Regions from separate parts of the Homo sapiens genome. Here region 1 is linked to region 2. The links are chromatin contacts, found by Hi-C or POLR2A ChIA-PET in ENCODE. All regions are on one chromosome and are shown on one strand. The core of a region is the stretch at or near the end of the contact, and the rest is flanking DNA. Distances in the headings are between cores, read along the strand shown. Region 1 has its middle 230 kb from the start of IGFBP3. Region 2 has its middle 710 kb from the start of SNORD151.

Evidence for each region. A loop is a pair of places that touch in the nucleus more often than their neighbours do. ChIA-PET counts read pairs that join two places held with the same protein, here RNA polymerase II (POLR2A). Pooled maps may share reads with other maps.
Region 1: a loop to region 2 is called in a map of ascending aorta, with 2.4 times the contacts of the local background. The contact joins two enhancer-like sites. A Hi-C loop is called at or near these places in 2 of 168 maps with a recorded cell type or tissue (IMR-90 and ascending aorta) and 3 of 50 pooled maps. POLR2A ChIA-PET finds 5 or more read pairs at or near these places in 1 of 52 experiments (PC-9).

Annotation. Positions count from the first base shown.
Region 1 is chr7:46,145,635-46,148,386 of GRCh38, forward strand. It overlaps the pseudogene ZNF619P1. Among named protein-coding and RNA genes, the nearest start is that of IGFBP3, 230 kb to the left of the region's middle. Within about 2 kb of position 1,442, at least 5 of the 41 ENCODE cell types and tissues checked have a DNase peak (open chromatin) inside an H3K27ac peak, as active enhancers do; they include ascending aorta, where a contact is called at or near this core.
Region 2 is chr7:46,751,659-46,754,358 of GRCh38, forward strand. No RefSeq gene overlaps it. Among named protein-coding and RNA genes, the nearest start is that of SNORD151, 710 kb to the right of the region's middle. Within about 2 kb of position 1,298, at least 8 of the 41 ENCODE cell types and tissues checked have a DNase peak (open chromatin) inside an H3K27ac peak, as active enhancers do; they include ascending aorta, where a contact is called at or near this core.

The DNA.
Region 1 (2,752 bases), core at 192-2,691, 610 kb before region 2:
TTGAAAAATCATCTAGGTTCTGCATCAGAGTTTGCACTGGGGAGAAACTTTATGAGTGTAAGGTGTGTGGGACAACAGCCTTCCAATGGGGCACAGCTTTCAGTTTTACTCAGCATCAAAAATTGCACTTTGGGAGGCCGAGGTGGGGGAATCACAAGGTCAGGAGTTCAAGACCAGCCTGGCCAAGATGGTGAAACTCCATCTCTACAAGAAATATAAAAATTAGTGGGGCACGGTGGCAGGCGCCTGTAATCCCAGCTACTCGGGAGGGGAGGCTGAAGCAGGAGAATCACTTGCACCCCGGGGGCGGATATTGCAGTGAGCCGAGATCGCACCACTGCACTCCAGCTTGGGTGACAGAGTGAGACTCGGTCTCAAAAAAAAAAAAAAAATTGCACAACGGGAAGAAAGGCACCCATGGTTCTGGGCTGCTCTTTTCTGTCCCCCTCCCCTTCTTGCCAATGCTTGTGGTCTGCCCCAGTTGTGACCCTCTCCCCTCCTCCCCACCTCTAGTGCCCCTTCTCCCTCTATGCCCCTTTTATGCTATTCTTTTCTTTTGAGTACATCTCCTTCAGGACCTTGCTTCCTCTGGAAGTCACTCCTCATAGCCTGAAAGCTTTGTCTCACTCCCTATGAACTCCTTTATGTTTTCATTACCCATCAATAATGGCCCAAAGTGAGCAGGGTTCTCACTGGTTTCCCATCATGTCTTTAATGACACTTTCCTGGTCTTGCAGAAGTTATTATCACTTTCCCAACTCCTTTTCAATTTCTCACATTAAAGACCACTTTTAATGACTCTGACTCTATCCCCTGGGAAGGAAATGGACTATCTATTTAGTTTGCCCTGCTTTGGGGGTTACTGGAGTTGGAAGAGTTTGTAGAAGATTTGGGGTTTTAGGAGATTGTGTCATCACAAGTCACAGACCATTGTAATTGGAGAAGCCTTCTGGAAGAGGCCATCAGAGAAGGCACCCAGTGGTTGCCCTCGGGATGGATGATGAGCCATTTGGTTGGTCAGGGGCAAGGCTCATTGTGCGGAACCGGAGTCTTGGTATTTTTAATTGCCCTCATAATTTTTATTACCAGTTATGAGTATCCTGGGTGACTATGTCATAGACCAAGAAAATAACCTCTGAACAGAATGTGAGTGATTAATTTAAAATTATGGCTTTAACTAGACTGGAAGGGAATGTGGTTTTTCTGTTTGGATTTCTTTTCTATTCTTATTCAGATGTCTGTTAACTTCAGTGTTCACTCCAATCCATAGATGCCAAGAGTGAAGTGGGCTGGGGCATTTCATTTCTAAAAGTACACATGGCATGGAGTCAGCAGCTTCACGCTGGGAAGTGCCCGAGAAAAGGGGAGGAGCGATGCACCCCTGGCCTGCTGAGAGGAGTCTGTGCCAGCCTCACTTCTGATGCCTCACAGCTCTCTGACACGATTGCATCCCCCAGATGCCTCACGGAGAAAATGTGAATTTGGGACTGGTGACACGTCAATTAATTTCACAACACCGGAAAGCACACTCAGGATGCTGGTCTTATCACGTGTTGGATCTCACTGGATTAGCTGTTTTCCCTCCAGTGGCTGGAGCCTAGGACCATCCTGGATGGCAGCATCTCAGACTCAGAATAGTGCAGCAACAGGGAAAGCTATTCAAAAAGTATATCCAGTGGGAAGAGAGTTCTCAAAAAATTGTATATACACTATTATTATAACAGCATGATATTATGTCTGTGGGGCAGGGCACGGGGAGATGTTTATTGCAAATGTATTTTGGTCAGGTTTAGGAATTTATACTTTAAAAAGCCAACTTTTAAGTGCATATTTTAATGAGTTTTGAGAAATGAATACAATTGCATAGCCAAGATGCAGAAAATTTTCACCACCTAGAAAAGTATGCTTGGTGTCTATTGTTCCCTTCTTTATGTCCATGTGTGCTCTATGTTTAGTTCCCACTTATAAGTGAGAATATGTGGTATTTGGTTTTCTGTTTCTGTCTTAATTTGCTTAGGCTTGCAGCCATTATCCTGAAAGGACATAATTTTGTTATTTTATAGCTGTGTAGTATTCCATGGTATATATGTACCTCATTTTCTTTATTCAGTCCACTACTGATGGGCATCTAGGCTGATTCCATGTCTTTGCTATTGTAAATAGTGCTGTGATCAACATATGCACGCATATGTCTTTGCCGTGGAATGATCTATATCTCTTTGGGTATATACGCAAAATGGGATGGCTAGGCTGAAGGGTATTTCTGTCTTAAGTTCCTTGAGAAATCTCCAAACTGCTTTCCATGGTGGCTGAACTACTTTACATTCCCACCAGCAGTGTATAAACGAGCCGTATTCTCTGCAACCTTACCAGAATCTGTTGTTTTTTGAACTTTTAATAGTAGCCATTCTGACTGGTGTGAGATGATATCTCATTGTGGTTTTTAATTTGCATTTCTCTAATGATTAATGATGTTGAGTATTTTTTCATCTGCTTGTTGGCTGAGTGTATGTCTTCATTTGAGAAGTGTCTGTTCATGTCCTTTGCCCATTTTATAATGAGGTTTTTTTGTGTGTGTGTTGACTTGTTAAAGCTTGTTATAGATTCTGGGTATTAGATCTTTGTTGGATGTGTAATTTGCAAATGTTTTCTTCCATTCTGTAGGTTGTCTGTTTACTCTGTTGATAGTTCCTTTTGGTGCAAGCATCTGGAAAGCTCTCAAGTACCAGGCAAGTTATAGGGATGTATTGCT
Region 2 (2,700 bases), core at 48-2,547:
ATGTCAAGTAAGTTACCAATGTCACTCAGCTAGCCCGTGGAAGAGGTAGGCTTCCCACTCTCCCTAGAGCAATTGCTCTTTCTCTTGGAAAGAAAAGTCTCCTGCATCTAAGTCAAAGCACGGGAGTTAATCATGCAGCTGATTTTAGAATCACAGGCTCCCTAAGTCAGTGTGGGTCATCTGCTTAAGACCCTGGTCATCTAACAGAGAGACATCCACGCAGGAGTGAAGGCCATGGCCTACAGTAGATTTTGTAATGAGAAGTCACTCAAGCCTGAATGATGACAGAAATCACAGAGAGGAAATGGAATACACTGTTGAGATGCTAAGTCCCAAAGAGGTCAGTCATGCCTGGTGAAGTAAGTTTTGAGAGTGAATTGGTATGTGGGAAACATGTGGTGAAGACAAGGGGTTGAAAGCTGAGGCTTGAGTAAGGCCAAATGGATTCAGTGCTGAAGGCCCACATTTTGATTATGTTGGCTGTACAGCACCATGACTCAGTTATCTGTTTTTTTTTTTTTTAGATGGAGTCTCACTCTGTCGCCAGGCTGGAGGGCAGTGGCACGAGCTCAGCTCACTGCAACCTCCGCCTCCGGGTTCAAGCGATTCTCCTGTCTCAGCATCCTGAGTAGCTGGGACTACAGGCATGTGCCACCACGCCCAGCTAATTTTTGTGTTTTTAGTAGAGATGGGGGTTTCATCATGTTGGTCAGGATGGTCTCGATCTCTTGACCTCGTGATCCGCCTGCCTCGGCCTCCCCAAAGTGCTGGGATTACAGGTGTGAGCCACTGTGCCCAGCTGACTCAGTTATCTTTTTAAAGCACCTCTGCATGCTGGATCAACCTGTGAGATGCATCTGCAGAACATCTTGAACGTGCCTGACTCAGAGTCTCTTGGAAGATGTCCAATGCTGAAACCTTGCTTGATCCAAGGCAGCATGGTTCATATTCTTATATAGTATAATTATAATGATTATATTTTAAATTAAATTCATTTGGGATAAAAAAGGTAAACTAAAAGATATGTGTTGGGAGGTAATAAATCTCCAAATACATTGTTGTCCCTAGATTCAGTATTGAATAACTTTGATTTTATATGCTTTTAAAATGTACTGAAACCTCTTAATAATTGCTGGTTTTTCCAACGAGAGGCTTGATGTCAAAAATAAGCCGGGAATACCTAGTGTTCCAGCTCCATATTCTACCCTGCACATAAAAATAGGCTTTTGAAGTCCAGCAGAGCCAGGTAAAGGGAAAAGATGTTGCAAATAGACTCTCAAGTCATCTACTCTGACTCCACCAAAACCCACAAGTGAAGCAATGATTTATGATCTGACTCACAATTGAAGAGTCTGCACAGAAAGAAAAAAAAAACAAAAACAAATTAATAACCATAAAGAGGAAGTGCATATTTCCTACACTTCATTATTTTTTCTTTTTATCTACCATCCCATCAAGCCTGGCAGTGATCGAGCAGGGTGAAATCATTGTTTCTTTTTTATAAATCAACATGGGTAATGTTTGAGTGCAGAAAGATCTGGTATTTCACTATTTATGGGTGCATAGCTCTGTCTGTACTCACAGTTCCAACAGCACGTTCACTTACTTTTAACTTCTGACTCAAAGTAACCCTGCAGAATCTGTATTCTTATCCCACTTTGCAAATTAGGAAAATGAGCCTCACATTGGTTTACACACACGTGACAATGAAACAATTATTGCTTGGGTGAGAAGGGCAGTGAATGCTATAATACGATAGTTTCCAAAAATTTCCAAGTTGGAAGCTTCTGGGATAGGCAAACGAGACAAAGTAAATACATTTTCTTGTAGTTAGGATATAAGGTTCTGAAATCAGACAGTCTGGATTCAAAACCCAGTGCTGCTGCCTTACCCATTTTCTCTAAGTTCCAGTTTCTTCACCTGAAAAATAGGAATTGCGTAGTACCTTTAAAAATGTAGATATAATAATATGGCAAAATAATGGAAAGAATTATGTGAGGATAAAGCACAGGTGATAAAAAATTATTAAAGGAAATTTTACCTAGTATTTGATATTCTTTACACAGTTTAGTGATACAGAAATTATTTATTATTTCTCTTGTCAAGAGTGGGATTATAGATCAACAACTGGGAACACTAACTGTCCAGCAGAAGATGAAAAGTCAGAGTCCCTTGGGAGCCCTGACGCTACCAGAACTAACAGAGACAGGAGTGCTGATCAGATGTCAGAGACAGGAGTGCTGATCAGATGTCAGAATCTGGCCAGTGTAGTGAAACCATAAAAGATGCAGACATTTCCAAACACAAGCTGACACTGGGACCGAGAACCACCTCTTTCCTACAGCACCCAACCACTCTCCCAAGTCTGGGCATCAGACATTGCCATGGCTGGCTTCCCACCCAATCTTTAAGGTGCATTTCCATCTCTTCAGTTCAAATTAGCAGGAAATTCAAGAAGATGCTTGCAAGTCAAGGCAATGGATCCTTGGGGCAATGGGGACAGAGGAAGGGACTTGCATACGAGAGGCTAAACTGGGCTAAAAAGAAGAGTTCAAGAAGTGGATAGAGAGAATTTGGAAGTGGAGAAAAGAAGAGGTGACATGAGCAAAGGTACACAAGGCAGACTTTGACACCATGGTGCTGGCCTCACCGGGCCTCTATGGTGGTGTCCCCTCATAGGACTCAGGCAGGAAACATGAC